Regions from separate parts of the Homo sapiens genome. Here region 1 is linked to region 2. A link is an interaction called in ENCODE POLR2A ChIA-PET data of the cell type or tissue named here. Cell type or tissue: PC-9. All regions are shown on one strand. Each heading gives the region's core, and the rest is flanking DNA. Links, peaks and the distances in the headings are about the cores only. Region 1 holds the start of LOC124900959 (a long non-coding RNA gene). Region 2 overlaps RAI14 (retinoic acid induced 14).

The links. ChIA-PET counts read pairs that join two places held together with the same protein. Peaks named below come from ENCODE experiments on the same cell type or tissue, not always from the same donor. Only the 100,000 strongest peaks of a DNase experiment are listed, where the experiment ranks them.
Region 1: POLR2A ChIA-PET joins it to region 2 with 20 read pairs; 2 of 35 experiments call an interaction of 5 or more read pairs at or near these places.

The regions. Positions count from the first base shown.
Region 1 is chr5:34,867,329-34,875,674 of GRCh38, reverse strand. It overlaps TTC23L (tetratricopeptide repeat domain 23 like), which reads right to left. Exons shown (of 11, transcript NM_144725.4): 8 at 6,662-6,770. LOC124900959 (a long non-coding RNA gene) reads left to right here and starts at 6,215. Exons shown (of 2, transcript XR_007058729.1): 1 at 6,215-6,795. RefSeq lists an enhancer at 7,888-8,346. In PC-9, for the core only: no CTCF peak of the experiment used is centred there; no DNase peak of the experiment used is centred there.
Region 2 is chr5:34,809,968-34,818,313 of GRCh38, reverse strand. RAI14 (retinoic acid induced 14) reads right to left here. Exons shown (of 18, transcript NM_015577.3): 8 at 7,196-7,302; 9 at 6,369-6,547; 10 at 6,106-6,134; 11 at 4,654-4,740; 12 at 3,645-3,731. Among named protein-coding and RNA genes, the nearest start is that of TTC23L, 25 kb to the left of the region's middle. RefSeq lists a silencer at 464-664. In PC-9, for the core only: no CTCF peak of the experiment used is centred there; no DNase peak of the experiment used is centred there.

The sequences.
Region 1 (8,346 bases), core at 336-8,335, 57 kb before region 2:
ACTGAAGGATGCAAAGTATTGATCCTGGGTGTGTCTGCGAGGGTGTTGCCAAAGGAGATTAACATTAGAGACAGTGGGCTGGGAGAGGCAGACCCACCCTTAATCTGGGTGGGTACAATCTAATCAGCTGCCACTGTGGCTAGGATAAAAGCAAGCAGGAGAATGTGAAAAGATTAGACTGGCTTAGCCTCCCAGCCTACATTTTTCTCCTGTGCTGGATGCTTCCTACCCCCAAACATCAGACTTTGGGACTTGGACTGGCTTCCTTGCTCCTCAGCTTGAAGATGGCCTATTGCGGGACTTTGTGATCCTGTGAGTTTAATATTCCTTAATAAACTCCCCTTTATATATATGTATCTATCCTATTAGTTATGTCCCTCTAGAGAACCCTGACTAATACAAGGGGTGTTGAAGAGTACAACTATGATAGTGAATTCATCTATTTCTTCTTACAGTTCCATCAGTTTTTGCCTCAAATATTTTGAAACTCTTGTTAGGCACGTACACATTAAGGATTGTATGTCTTATTGGAGAACTGACCCCTTTATCATATGTAATGCCCCTCTTTGTCCCTGATAACTTTCCTTGCACTAAGTTTGTTCTGGCTGAAACTAGTACGGCTACTCTTGCATTCTTTTGATTAATGTTAGTATAGTGTATTTGTCTCCATCCATTTCCTTTTAATCTATGTGTCTTTATATTTAAAGTGGATTTATTGTAGACAACATATGGTTGGGCGTTGTTTTTTGATCACTCTGAAAATCTTTCTTTACATTGGCTTATTTAGACCACTGATGTTTAAAATAATTGTTAATATAGTTGGATTAACATTTACCATATTGTTACTTTTCTATTTGTTGGTCCTTTTTCTTTGTTCATATTTTTGTCTTTCACTCTTTTCCTACCTTTTGTGGTTTTGCTTTTTAAATTTTATTTATTTATTTTTTTTTTAGAGACAAGATTTCATTCTGTCTCGTAGGCTGGAGTACAATGGTGTGATCATAACTCACAGCAGCCTCAAACTCCTGGGCTCAAGCAAACCCCCCACCTCTGCCTCCTGAGTAGCTGGAGTTACAGGCATGAGCCACTGCACCCAGCTCCTTTTGTTGTTAAATTGAGCATTTCATATATTCCAGTTTCTCTTTTTAGCATATCAGTTACACTTTTTTAAAAAACTCTTTTTAGTAGTTGCCCTGGAGTTTTCAATATACATTTACAATCATTCCAAGTTCACTTACAAATAACACTATATAGTACCTTATAATAACAAAATAATCCTAATCCCTGCCTTCTGCTCCTAATTTGAACAAACTGTTATTTGTTAGATTAAGAATAGGAAAAATGAGTTTTTTATTTTATGATCACATTTCTTCTCCAGTGAGCTTCCTTTCCTTATGTGCCTATGAATTTCTGTATCATTTTCCTTTTCTCTGAAGAACTTCTTTTAATATTTCTTTACGTCAAGTCTGTGGTACTGGTTCCTGTGGAGATAGATTTCTACTTTGGTACATTGTGATTCTCTTTATTTTGCTGTCTCTCCAATTTGTGGGGCACTGGTTTGCCATGTGACCTTAGTTCTCTGTGACAGATCTAAGAGGAGTTAATATTTCATTTTGCTTTTTACTTGTTGTTTGGATAAAGTGATGACTTCCAAACTCCTTATATACCAGACCAGAAACCAGAAGTTTCTGCTCAGATTTTAGTGCTTATTATTTTTAATCTGGATTTCTGGGGTTCACTCCTGTGTCTGCATAGCTTAGTGTTGACCTACTGATTTGGGCAGAGGTTGTGCTTAAATACCTTCAGCCTATACGTCGCCCATCCTGTCAACTGCTCTGTATGTAGACAAAAATGCATTCCAAGCTCTCACACATTTCAAGTCTTCTTTGGTTGTTACTCTTTATTAGGCTTTCAAGTATCCCCTACACATGTATGTAGTTTTGTGGGTATCCAGGGATGTGGGGAGAGCTCATTTAGCCCTTCTGTGGTCTCCCCATTAAAATTTCTGATGCCACTCACACCAACCAGAACAGCAACTTCAGGCTAGTGTCAACATGCAGGCGATCCTCTTTTCATTTCCTCCAGAGTTTGCCCCCTTTATCTGATAAACCTGTGTGTTTTTATCCCTTTCATCATATTAAGTCTGCCTCCAATGCCAGCAAAGCTGCCGGTTCTCCTGTGCGGCCCGTGGTGATAACATTGCAATTCTCATGGACCGACCTGGGGCACTGGATGGAAGCAGCCCCAGGCAGGAGGGCCACTGATTTTCTCTTTACTCAAAGCTCCAGCAGTTTTTTCAAAATAAATGCTTTGCAATTTGTTCTTTTTATCTACTTCCAGCACTATCAAATAGTTATGACCATTTTATACAGTTTGTGTGACTGCATGTATGTGTGGATATGATTTACAGATCTCTTCACAAAGTCATATTCTGTTTACATTTTAATGAAATCTTACTTTGTAGTTTAATGTTTACCTAAATGTAACTATAAACAATAGTATTATTTTGTATGTCCTAAAAATGCAACTGTTTTTCCTTAATACTTTTAAAAAATTAACCTTGATATCTACAGATATAGTCCGGTCCTTTTTTTTTTTTCTTTTCTTTTCTTGAGACGGAGTCTCCCTCTGTCACCCAAGCTGGAGTGCAATGGCGCGATCTCGGCTCATTGCAACTTCCGCCTCCTGGGCTCAAGCAAGTCTCCTGTCTCAGCCTCCTGAGTAGCTGGGATTACAGGCGCATGCCACCAAGCCCGGCTAATTTTTGTATTTTTAGTAGAAACGCGGTTTCACCATGTTGGCCAGGCTGGTCTCAAACTCCTGACCTCAGGCAAAATACCTGCCTCGGCCTCTCAAAGTGCTGGGATTACAGGCGTGAGCCACTCCGCCCAGCCCAAGTCCGGTTCTTTTAACAGCTACAAAATTCCATGTAGTGAATACACCAAAGTTTCCTTTTACTTATTGATATATATATTTGGGTTATTTTTTACAATTATAATCAGTGACACAGTGAACATCTTTATTCATGTTTCCTTTTAAATTTTACTAGATATTATCAAATTAGACTCCAAATTTAATATCAATTTACACTCACTCCTACTAGTTATGAATTTGCCAACTGCTATATATTTTTAAATTTTTAAAATTTTCACATAGGATGGGTGAAATTTTGATCTTGCATTTTTAAAGATACATACCATTTTAAAATGTGTGACATCCTGCCAAATTGCTCTCCAGAGTTTTTATCAAATCTCATCAATCCTGGTGTTATCATTTTTTAAAATTTTGACAATTTGTTAGACAAAAAGAGTAACTTTGCTTTTATTTTTGTAATTACTAGTATGATTTAAACTTATTTTCCACATGAATTTTGGTCTTATTATTTTTAGAGACAGGGTCTTACTGTGTTACCCAGGCTAGAGTGCAGTGGCACGCTTATAGCTCTCTGTAGACTGGAACCCTTAACTCAAGCAATCCTCCTATTTCAGCCTCCTGAGTAGCTAGGACTATAGGCACATGCTACCACACCCAGCTTCTTCTTCTTTTTTTTTTTTTTTGTGGTAGAGATGGGGTCTCACTATGTTGCCCAAGCCAGTATAAAATTCCTGGCTTCAAGTGATCTTCTCACCTTGGCCTCTGTATTTAGTTTGTATCCAGGCCTTGGTACTTTTTTAAAGCCTATTTTTTTCTATGTAAATATAAATTTTAGCTCTTACAGTTAGGACAATGTCCATTATTAATGTCTGTGTATGGCATGAGTAAGAGTCCAATTTTTTTTTGGCATGTGGTATCCAGTTGTTGCAGTATCATTTGTTTTAAAGACTATCCTTTCCATATTGAATTACTTCTGCACATTTATCAAAAATTAATTGGCCATAATTATACAGGTCTATTTCTGTACTACATTGTGTTCCAATAACTCTATCTCTGTTAGAGATATTATTGGTGTCTGATTATAGAGAGATATGTTATTAGTATCTGTCCCTCCACCAATATACCACATTCTCTTGATTACTGCTTTATAGTAAATCTTAAAATCAAGTACTATGATTCCTCCAACTGTATGCTTTTCCAAAACCATTTTAGCTATCCTAATTTCTTTGCTTTTTCACACAAATGTTAGTCAGCTTGTCTATATTTACAAATGCTTCTGTTGGGATTTTGATTATAATTATGTTAAATCTGCAGATCAATCTTGGAAGACTGATATCTTTACTATATTGTCTTCCAATCCATACATAGTATGTGTATTTATTTAGGTCATATTTAATTTCTTTCATCAGTTTTGTAGTTTTCAGCACATAAATACTGTACATATTTTGATAGATTTATACCTAAATATTTCATTTGCAGGGATGGGGCTATTGTGATTTTTTTTAAATTTTTGTTTCCAGTTGTTCATTGCTACTATATAGAACTACAATTAAGTTTTGTGCATTGACCTTGTATCCTGTGACCTTGCTACACTTAAACATATTAGTTCTAGGATTTTTGTAGATTATTTGTCATTTTCTACAGAGACAATCATTTTGACTGCAAATAGGGACCATTTTATTTTTCTTGCCTTCTTGCATTTGCTGGACTTCTAGTACTCTGCTGAATAGGAGCAGTGAGAGTGAACATCCTTGCCTTGTTCTTGATCTTAAGGGGTACTCAGTCTTTCACCACTAAGCATGAAATCAGCTGCAGGGTTTTTGGTATATGCCTTTTATCAGATTAAAGAAGTTCCTTCCATCATGAATGGATGTCGAATATTGTCACATGCTTTTTCTGCAACAACTGATAAAATCATGAGCTTTCCATGACTGGACTGTTAATATGGTAGAGGTAAACTGACTGAGATTTGAATATTAAACCAGTGTGACATCCTTAAGAAAAAACTTCACTTGATCACGGAGGTCTGTGACCATACCACCCTAAACACACTGGATCTCACTTGATCATGGTATGTTATTTATATATTGCTATATATTTTGTTGCTTTTTTCATCTACACACATGAAAGGTCTTGAACTGTAGTCATCTTTTTTCTTGTAATGTCTTTGCCCAGTTTTGATATCAGGGTAATACTGGCCTCATAGAAAGTGTTTTCTCCTCTTCTGTTTTCTGAGACAGATTATGTAGAATTGGTGCTATTCCTTCTTTAGATGCTAGACAGAATTCCCCGGTGAAATCATCTGGGCCTGGAGATTTCTTTCTTAAAAGATAAACTACAAATTTATTAAAAAGAAATAGTTATGGGTCTATTCAGGTTATCTGTTCATCTTGACTACACTGTTTTCACTTTTATTTATGGTACTTTGTGACAGATAGAAACTTTAGACCTTTTTGTAATGAAATCTATCAAACTCTTCTTTTATGGTATGTCTTTGTGTGCTTAGAAAAATTCTTTCCTCCAATTTTTAATTTTAGTATTTGTTTTCCAGTACTGTATTTTCTTCTCATTAATTTACTTTTTTAGTTTTGGTGCATAAAATGTTAATCCACCTGGAATTTAGTGAATGATATAATATAAAAATCTATATTTTTAAAGTTAAAAATTAGTATATAAGAAAATAATGAGGTGGCCTTGAAATCTCTCAACTCTATAAACATAAACGCTTGTTTTTTCTCACTTAAAAAAAAGCTAAAATTTGTACATATTTACAGACTAAATTTCTTGTAACCACAAAGACTACTCTTAAAAAGCTCAAGTTGTATGGAGAATATATACTGTGAATATAGACGAGGAAATCTTAAAAGGAGAAAGAGGATTAGCTGAAAAACAAAGAATCAGGAAGTCTTCAATGGATGTTTATGCTTAAAAAATAATTAAAAGATCAAAACTTTTGCAAACTGAAAAAAAATGTTTATTTAATGACATGGGGAATACAAGCATTGAAAAAAGTAGGATGGAAAGCTTTCTCTATAATTCTGTCCCTCTCTCTAACTGGAAAATAACATACACAAAAAGGTTACTTTTATAAGCAAAGAAAATAGACAGTTTTAAAATGATCAAATTATATTCTTCATGAAGCCTAAATTCCTCCTGACAGGCCACTGAATCCATCAGTGTCCATTAATCTGATCAAGCCAGCACAGAATGATACATTGTCCTCCCTCATTGGTTCATTTGTGTCTCTCCCAAAGCCACCCACTTTCAAAAAGATGACCTTGCCAGACAAAGAACTATTGTTGAAGCATAAATTAATCAGTTGGCTTTCTCTGCAACCCCCAGTATCTAACTATTGAATATGGGTCAAGAAAATTCTGCTAACAAACATTCTCTCTTGTCAGCCAGAGGAAAAGAGTCAAGGAGACTGAAAGTGGAGGAGGTAAAGCTCTACCCATTTATCACTGGATGTCCTTATCAACCGATACTGCACAGGCCACATTCACAGTATGTGTGATATCTATTAGTTAAGAAGGTGAATCTCACTGAGATTCAAAATAAATAGAGGATGTAGAAATCAGATGATTTATTTGTTACTGACATTCCAACGAATGTGGGGGTATATTATCAGGTTTAAATTAATGTGTAATTGATTTTGTATGAGACTGTGACCCACCTAATTTTTCCATTACAGGAATAAATAGCTAATTAGAATCTTAGATAGGCTGTTTGCCAATGTGCTTCCCTCATGTGACTGGGAAATAACTTCAAGGCTACCTCTTTTACCTACCCCTGTGCTGGGCCTCTCCAGACATGGCATAAGCTTTGGCCAGTAACGCACTCATTTCTGCAGTTTTGGGGCTGACTTCAGTGAACAAAGAAACACAGACAGAATGAGCCTGGAATAAAGAAAATCATGACAAGGTAAGCACCCAATGACAGTGTTCACTGTGGATTTAGATGAGAGGTGAGTTTGAGTCCCAGCTCTGCCACTTCCTAGCTATGAGTCTTGTGCAAGTAATTTCACCTTCATTCGTAGAAGGAATATATAATTCCCACTGATTAGGGTTTGGGAAGGATTAAGTGAGATGGTATATGCAAAGCACAGGGCACGGTGCTCATCACGTGGTAAGTTCTCAATAAATGTTGGCTAGTATAATTTTTATTAGATTTCATAGCAAAAATAAAGTCATAACCTTAGCTCAGTCTCACTGGACTGAACTCCAGTCTTGAAGGCAGTCTTGTAAATGTAAATCAGGGATAATAAGAATAGTATTTGTTATAAAAAGTTGTTGTAAATATTAAATAAATTAATGGTTAATATATGTAAAGTGGTTAGAACACCACCCAGCATATAGTAAGCACTAAAAAAGTGTTAGATTTTATATTATTTGTGCTAAAATGGAAGGAGTAACACTTAGAAAAGAGAAAGAGAAAAACATTGAGTCCACACCCACCAGCCACAAAAGAACCACCTGTGCTTAATATTTCATAGGCCAAATACTGTGAGGTGTTTCAAAGAGCTGAGGGGTTATCAGAGAAGACTTTGGAGCCAAGACACAGAGCAGAGTTGTTATGAATACAGGCTGTAGGGTCAGATGTGGAGTTCAAATCCCTGCTTTACTATTTCTTAGCTATACAATGTCAGCTGAGTTAGCTATAACTCTGTGCGTCAGTTTTCTCATCCTTAAAATGAGATAAAATAATAATGGTACCTACTTCATAGAGCTATTGTACAGATTAAATGAATCGATATATCCTCTAGGGAACGTAGAAAAAGCATTCCATACATTTTAACTCTTATCTTTTGGTGCTTTTGGGAAACACTGCTATTTATTGTTTTATTCATTCTGATCTGACCACTGCTTTGAGAAAGTCTTGAACACAAAAACCAGACTGGCTTTCTCTGTAAGCAGTGGACTCCCTGCCTTCACAGCAGCATTCTCTGACATCTCTCCACTGTGTGATGTTTATAATTGTGGACTGTCAGATTGTTTGCAATGCCTTTTCTTCAGAGTCTGTTTTCATGTATACTGTTAGATTGCATTGCACCTTTTCTATGATACAGGATATCCAGTATTTTGATGTTTGTCACTGTGGGAGATACCTGAAGCCACAGGCAGCATTCTCCTTCGGAGAGAGAAAAGGTGAATTTAGCAGCTTCAAGTACATGATACATAAAAGTACCCTAATATAATAGACTCACCATTCCTTCCTATGTTTTGTTTTGTTTTCCCCCGGGCATTTGTCAAGTTAGTTACCTCCAAGTGAAACACCCTTTTGTTAGTTTAACCTTAGGTTTGGAAATATAATCAGCTAGACTAGTTTAAAGTACAAATGACAGCATTACCCTAAAATACCATGATTTTTCATTTAAAAAGGCCTTTTGTTTTTGCTGAAGATTTAAGTTCGGTTGTCCCTGTATCTTTTTTCCTTGGAGTAGACTCACATTTTGCTTCTTTTTTACAGCACCAA
Region 2 (8,346 bases), core at 134-8,133:
AAGGGAAATGGTAATAAATATCATATGGTCTCAGATTGGCAATAGATTCCCTAAAGATTTTCTCTAATGCTTTGTCCCTGAATATCTGTTAATATACCATAAAAATTCTTGGAACTTCAAAGCCACAATCTCATTTCAAAACATTACAGTGACTTGCTAAAAATTACAATGTGGCATCCGAATGAGCCAGTCAATGATAAGAGAATTTTTCAGCAGAGATACCTTTGTAAAAGCCCAAATGCTAAATAATAAAGTAGCTTATTTTTAGTTAAGTGCTTATCTTTACAAAAAGCAGTCCTTTCACTTTTATAACAAATTTACTTGTTTTTATATTTTCCACTATATAACGTATAATAAACTGCATCCAGCCAAGTTTACAATTTGAAGAGTTTTTGACAGATGTATACCTATGGAACCAACACTATAGTCAAGATAGAGAATCTGTTCATTATGCCTAAAAGCTTCTTCATGCTTCATTACAACCAGTCCTTGCCCGCATCATTCCTAGGCAACCACAACTCTTTTTTTCACATTTCTTAGAATTCCTATAAATGGAATGTCATCCCATATGAATTTTTTGGTGGCTGGCTTCTCTCAGCATGATGACTTTTCAGATTCAACTATGTTGTTACTTGCACTACAGTTCATTCCTCTTTATTGGCAGATAATATTTCATTATATGGGTATATCTCATTATCTTTATTCACTTGTTCATGGACATTTGGTTTGCTTCCAATTTGGGGAGGTTGTGAATGAAGCTGCTACAAACATTTGCATACAAGATTGTGTCTAAACATACAATTTCATTTATTTTGGTAAACACCTATGAGTGGATGGCTGGATCATATATTAGGTTTATATTTAACTTTAATGAAACTTCCAGCTTTCCAAACTGGTAATAGTTATACCATTTTAGATTCCCACCAGCAGGAAATGGAGTTCTAGTTCTGCAACATCCTCAATCCTCACTTGGTAGTATCAGTCTTTTTAAACTTTAGCCATTTTAAATAGATATCACTTTTTCTTTTTTTTTTTTTTTTTGAGATGGAGTGTCTGTCGCCCAGACTGGAGTGCAGTGGCACAATGTTGGTTCACTGCAACCTCTGCCTCCCAGGTTCAAGCGATTCTCCTGCCTCAGCCTTCCCAGTAGCTGGGACTACAGGTGCCCGCCACCACACCTGACTAATTTTTTGTATTTTTAGTAGAGACGGGGTTTCACTGTGTTAGCCAGGACGGTCTCGATCTCCTGACCTCATGATCCACCCGCTTTGGCCTCCCGAAGTGCTGGGATTACAGGCATGAGCTGTGAGCCACCGAGCCTGGCCTAGATATCACTTTTGTCTCCTCCCTAAGCTAACGTAGGAATAAATGTCACTTTTTATCTTGTTTTTTTTTGTTGTTGTTTTTTCAGAAATGACAGTCTTATACTCTACCTCTGAAAAATCATAATTTGTGATATTCTTCGGATTGCACTGCTTCTTTGAGGCACAGTCATATCAGAAGATATTATCGTACTAACTATAAGAGTATAGTTGCCTTGTCTTACATAGAAATTCATCTGAAGAGTTTATTAGTAAAGTCTAAAGTGAGGGAAATGATAGGTTGATAGAATCTGTTTCAGATTAATGTGTATCCAAGTTAAAAAAAAACATCTTTAATAATTCTAAATAAGGGAAAGTAAGTAAATATAAAATATCGAAATTTCATGTTAACAATTATAAATTTTATTTCCCCCTTGAGTACAATTTCTCAGTATATTAAACAGATATTAAATGGAAATATCCTCCCACTTCCTTAAAATGTTTTGCAACCACAAATCTACAGAACCAGGTGGATAAAACCTAATGGATTTTCTAACATTTGTAAAATAAATACATATTACTTTTATAGTCAGGAAAAAAATTAACTATACAATTCTCAGTAAGACAACAGAGAATAACACAAGTTTCTGTCTCTTTGATTGGAATTAATATAAACTTAATTGGGTAAGAAGACTGCTTATCTAGTAAGTTCTTATCTTTGTCTCTTTTTAAAAAAACTTTAGCACTTTGTATTTGGAGCAATTTAAGATTTATAAAAAAGTTGCAAGATAGAAACCTTCACTTATTTCTTCTAATGTTTACAACAGATGTAGCCATTATACATTTGTCAATTGGTAAATTACTACTATCTAAATTACAACTTTATTCAAATTGCGCCAGTTTTTCGAATAATGGCCTTTTTCTGTCCCAGGATCCAATCTAGAATATTTCATTATAAATAGAGAAGTTCCTGAAATATAATTTTTGGCATTTCCTCAATATTCTGCATTCAGGAAAGAATGAGGAGAATAACAGGTAGAAGCTGGTAACTTCCACACCTTATTTTTGAAAAAATTAATTTATTTTTTAGTTGACAAATAAAAGTTGTATGTATTTACCATGTACATCATGATGTCTGCAAATACGTACATAATGTGAAAAGGCCATGGAGCTAATTAATCTCACACACTTATCATTTTTTGTGATGAAAACACTTAAAATCTGCTCCCTGAGTGATTTTCAGAATCCAATGCATTGTTATTAACTATAGTCACCATGTTGTACCATGGATCTCTTGAACTTATTCCTTTTATCTGGATGAAATGTTGTACCGTCTAGCCAACATCTCCCCAATACCTCCCACCACTCCCCCAATTATCATTCTACTCTCTGCTTCTATGGGTTCAACTTTTTTAGATTCCATATAAGTAAACTTTGTCCCTGCTCCCCACCACAAGACACTCGCTCTGTCGCCCATGCTGGAGTGCAGTGGCCCGATCTTGGCTCACTGCAACCTCTGCCTCCTGGGTTCAAGTAATTCTCCTGCCTCAGCCTCCTGAGTAGCTGGGACTACAGGTGCCTGCCACCAGGCCCAACTAATTTTTGTATTTTTTTCTTTTCTTTTTTTTTTTTTGAGACGGAGTCTCGCCCTGTTGCCAAGCTAGAGTGCAGTGGCGCGATCTCGGCTCACTGCAATCTCTGCCTCTTGGGTGTAAGTGATTCTCCTGCCTCAGCCGCCTAAGTAGCTGGGATTAAAGGTGCGCACCATCATGCCCAGCTAATTTTTGTACTTTTAGTAGAGACGGAGTTTCACCATGTTGGCCAGGATGGTCTCGATCTCTTGACCTCGTGATCCACCTGCCTCAGCCTCCCAAAGTGCTGGGATTACAGGCGTGAGCCACCAACCCCGGCCTAGTTTTTGTATTTTTAGTAGAGATAGGGTTTCGCCTTGTTGGCCAAGCTGGTCTTGAACTCCTGACCTCAGGTGATCTGCCCACCTTGGCCTCCCAAAGTGCTGGGATTCCAGGTGTGAGCCACTGCACCCAGCCCTCTTGTCTCTTTTTTTTTTAAATGAAGAAAATCAATTATTGGTTTGTAAATTTAATTTATTCACTCAATGATTTTTTAAAAATTTTAAATTATTATGGATACAAACTAGCTGTACACATTCTTGCTTTATGGGGTCCATGCCAGAAAAAATAATCAAGGGGTACTTCATGGTGAAAAGGTTGTGAACCAATGATTCAGAAGTATATTCTGTTTTTCCCAGTGTTATATAACTTAAAGCAAGTCTATCATGTATCTTAAAATACAGTAACAAAACTGAATACAGAAAGGAAATACCTTGAAGGGTGGTTCAGCAAAAAATACCGATTCCTTTCCCGATAGTGGAGTCGAAGTTATTGATCTTGGGGAAGAGACATCACTCAACTAAAAAAGAAACAAAATGAAAATCATTAATAAAGAATGTATCTTCAAACTCCTCTTCTCCAGTGCCGAAGAATCAACCTGTTTAACCAATGCAATGAAATCTAACAGTAAGTATCCTTGGCATCAATTAATTCACGGGTAGAATATTTTCAGTGCAATTCAGCTACTTCAAATACTTTCTGAAAGTTTACAGAATATAACTGTGCTCCTATATTAGAATCACTTTTTTAAAAATCTATAAAACTTCTATTGCAGGTTAAGAATATTAATAAGTATGCTAACATACATTTAAAAAATACTTATGAGATGAGCTATTCCTCTCTACTATTTAAATATGGATTATTCTCTTTATGGCCTATGAATTTTTAAATAACAAATTTCGATGTGTTTTTACCTGCCATTACATAGATTACTGAGCTTCCTCCTCTATGCAACCGTCACTATAAAGCTCAGAAATGAAAACTACTTTTAATATTAGCCAACCTTAAAAGCAATTAAAAAGGCAAATGTATTGCAGCAATGTTTTAAGAAACGAACTGAAATTCATTTTCAACTAATTGCCTCAATGGCTACTCATTCTCCCAGTCCTTACTAGATCTTTTAACATAAGGAACTAAAAATAAATTGAACTTATCTTAAGGGAAAGTTTCTGTGATAAGATTTTGAGAAATTTCCTTGAGACTTTTCAAAAAGAGGCTATTCGATTCTACTGTTTTTTTAAAAATAGATAAGAATCAACATTATTTCCATACTAATCATCAATCCTTCTTACCACAATTTGTAATTTAAAACTGCTAAGGAAAATTTTAAATATGCACTTAAAGGTCAGTTCTAAAACATTCCTTTTTGGCCTAAACAAAATGACAAATTTATGGCTTTCTTGTGGTGCGTTTATTGATTGTTGGTTTGCTTTTGTTTTTACCTGGGTAGGACTGATAGGAGGTGGTGGAGCTTTGCGTTTTTTTGGAGTTCCACTTCTTTCTGAGCTTATTTTAGAGACTTGGTCATGCTGAAAGTTATCACAGTCCAAAGAATGGAGGTGGGTTAGTTTGGTTAGTAAAGTCTGGGCAAGTAGCTTTATCAAACACATGAGAAAAACCTCAAAAGTTCATACATTTCTTACTTTATCAAAATCTGAAATCTGCTACCAACATAAAAATAAATAATATGCATGCACAAGTATTCTCCTAGCAGCCCATGCTTTAATAGCAAGAAAATAAAAACACATGAGACAAAACCAGATTAGGTTGGTGTGGAGAACTGGGAAAGTAGAGGTTGAGGTCTACTACAACTTAGAATCCAGAATACAATCACAGCCAGCTTTCTGTATTAATGAAAAGCAATGGTATTTCCCACACGTCTGCATTACTTCCATTCCTTTTTTTAAAGACTATAAATATGAGGGAAAGGGATAACTTCATTTTTGAAGGTTACTGGTAAGTAATACAGTTAGCACATAAATTTAGTATTGAGTATTTGCTGTTTATGATTTCTTCAAGAACGTAGATGTGTAAATAAATAAACAACCAAACATATACTGTTCATCAAAAAAACAGATAGTGACAATATATTTTTAGAAAAAACTACACAATAACAGGGCAAACTCAATTTCTACTTTGTGTAACACCACATGACGTTCTAGAAAAACCCTAATTAAAAGAAAAGGCTAAATTCTCTTATTTTCATTAAATAGCTAACATTTTCTGGCTGAAGCTCTGTAGCTCATGTGATATTACAAGTATTTAAAACAGTGTTATTCAGTCACAGAGTTTAAGCCACATCAAACATTTTCACACCAATAGGAAGTATGAGTTAGTACATTTCAGAAAAAGATGAACATATAAGTAGCAAGTTTAAAGTTACATGCTTTTGAAATAAAGCAAATTATTAAGGAAAGCTTTACCACCTTTTTTTTTTGAGACGGAGTTTCACTCTTGTTGCCCAGGATGGAGTGCAATCGTGCAATCTCAGCTCACCGCAACCTCTGCCTCCTGGGTTCAAGTGATTCTCCTGCCTCAGCCTCCCGAGCAGCTGGGATTACAGGCACGCACCACCATGCCCGGCTAATATTGTAATATTAGTAGAGGCGGGGTTTCTCCATGTTGGTCAGGGTGGTCTTGAACTCCCGACCTCAGGTGATCCACCAGCCTCGGCCTCCCAAAGTGCTGGGATTACAGGCGTGAGCCACCGGCCCGGCCTGGCAACCTTTAACACCTTATAACAATGACTTATTTATTCAAAGATATTTCAGTCCCTAAGTATTTTCAATATAGTCTTTATTACTTTACTAGTGGACCAGAGTGGTTAAATCTGAACATTTTTAAATTCCCACAAGCATAAATGAAACATAGAAGCCTCCCCCAAAGATAAATACCTGCTTTGGTTTTGTTGGGGTCTTTAAATCTATAGAGGAAAAAGTGAAAAAAAGAACTATAAGAAGCATAATGATTCATATTCACTTTGGGTGGGGGGATACACACACATACACCATATACAATATTTTTTAACACTCCTTTTTTTTTCAAGAATATGTTTAAAAGAATAATAAAATATATCATATTGCACACATTCCTTTATCCTTTGGGGAAAATGGAGTGGATAAACTTAAAACAACATTGGCTATTTTCTTTTACATACCAGCATCCTGAGAGATTTTTGATAATAGAAGGCTTTGAATTCCTGCATTTTCTGAGAGTTTGGAATAATGTAAGGCATTGTATCCAAGAGAATCTACAAGGTTTAGGTCTGCACCCTTTTTAATTAAGGCTTCCACAGCGTTAGAGCTGCCAATCTCACAGGCCAGCATGAGAGCAGTTCTAAAGGAAAAAAGAGACACAAAATTAGTACTAAGAGAATGTAAAAAGTCTTTCTTGGGAAATCAGTTGTCTTAAAAAAAGAGAAAAGAAGATTAAGTGCAGTTAAACCTTTATTACACTTAATCTTCAGGGAATTCGAAGTGGAATGCAATCAAGATGAAATTAGGTGGTTTTTTTTTTTTTTAAACTTCAGATTAAATCAAAACATTAAACCACATTTTGTCAAACAACACAATCTTCTATACTATTTGGCATAATATGATGGGATTTAATATGACTGGCATGAATCTTATCCTTGTTTTACCTCAAGCATTTTAAATAACATATATATTTCTAAGACCATTTCTCCAAAACAACCAATAGGTTTGTTTTATTTTGCATAGAAAGTCACAGGAAATTGTTTATTCACATTAGCATTTAATAGTCTCCTCACAGACTTAGCCAGCAATGATGTCCACAGATGTCTGGGGAAAATTGCTTTAAAGTCAACATAGATTCTTGATTATCAGAAACAGTAGAACTTTAAAAAGGTAAGAAGTTAAAAATCCCTTATAACAAATGATCCAAAATATAGCTGTGATATTTTGAAATACTCTCAGAATGTGGGTATCACTGAAGTCACATGATTTCTGCCTAATTCTGGAGTACCTTCCACTTTTGTTCCTGGAATTGACATCTGCTCCATGATCCAGGAGAAAGTGACAGATCTCACTGTGACCATTTTGTACAGCAAGAAGCAGCGGTATATTCCCATCCTAGGAGACAAATTCAGATTTAGATTTTACCTCAGGCACAAAATGCCAGAATTGCAAAAGTCAGCCCCTGTTTTTTGCACATTTTTCTCCTGACTTGGACTGCTGACTGCTGATCTAGTATCTGGTCCAACCTGATATTCTGTACCCCTATAGAGTCACGATTGTATGTTGGCACAACTCTTGTTATGGAATTTTACTGAATGCTAGCTTTTACATAGGAGCTCCAGCTTCTTGCGGCTGCTTATGCCCTTGGCTATCACTGTTTGGGTGACTGTGAGAGAGGACAGAACACAAAGTGTGTAAAGGCTCAAGGCAAGTGTACCGGGTATACTGAGGGACGGTGCTGGAGAAAGGAAGGGCGTGTCTCCGCACGACACCAGAAGATCCCACTGCCCTGTAGGCAGCTTATTCCCAGTGCACTAATCATTATATATCCTGCCATTCCACTTTTACCGAAAGTGTACCCTTTAGTAATCTTGCTATGTATCAAAATATAACATAAATTAAGAGCCTATGTCTGTTACTAACACATGACTAGATAAAGAAATGGATAGAAAGAATAATTATGTCATGACAATTGCAACCCCTTTGGGAAAAAGGAAATCTAGGTCTCCAACTCATATACAAACTATGTCAGGTGGATTAAGCATTTAAACATTACAATATAAAACAAATGATGAAAAATACTAGAAGAATATACATAAGTATTTTTTGTAATCTTAGGTCTGACACAAACCATAAAGAGAAGTTGTTATTTTGTTTTTTTTCTGGAATATACCCTATAAATCCATCGACAGTGAGTTTTAAGGTAGAAGCATTCAATAGGCAAAGGGAAAAGATGTTACAATATATCCAACTATTTAAAAATACAAGTGCTACTTAAAGATTGAGTATTGTCATAAAGAATTTCAGATAGATTTCTGGGCACTATCTCTGTGAAGTTATACTACTTTCTGCTTAGGAAGTACTGAACTTCAAGGAATATGAATTTATTTACAGATTCTATCTAGTCACTTCACAGCATCTCCATCAAATATAAGTGTA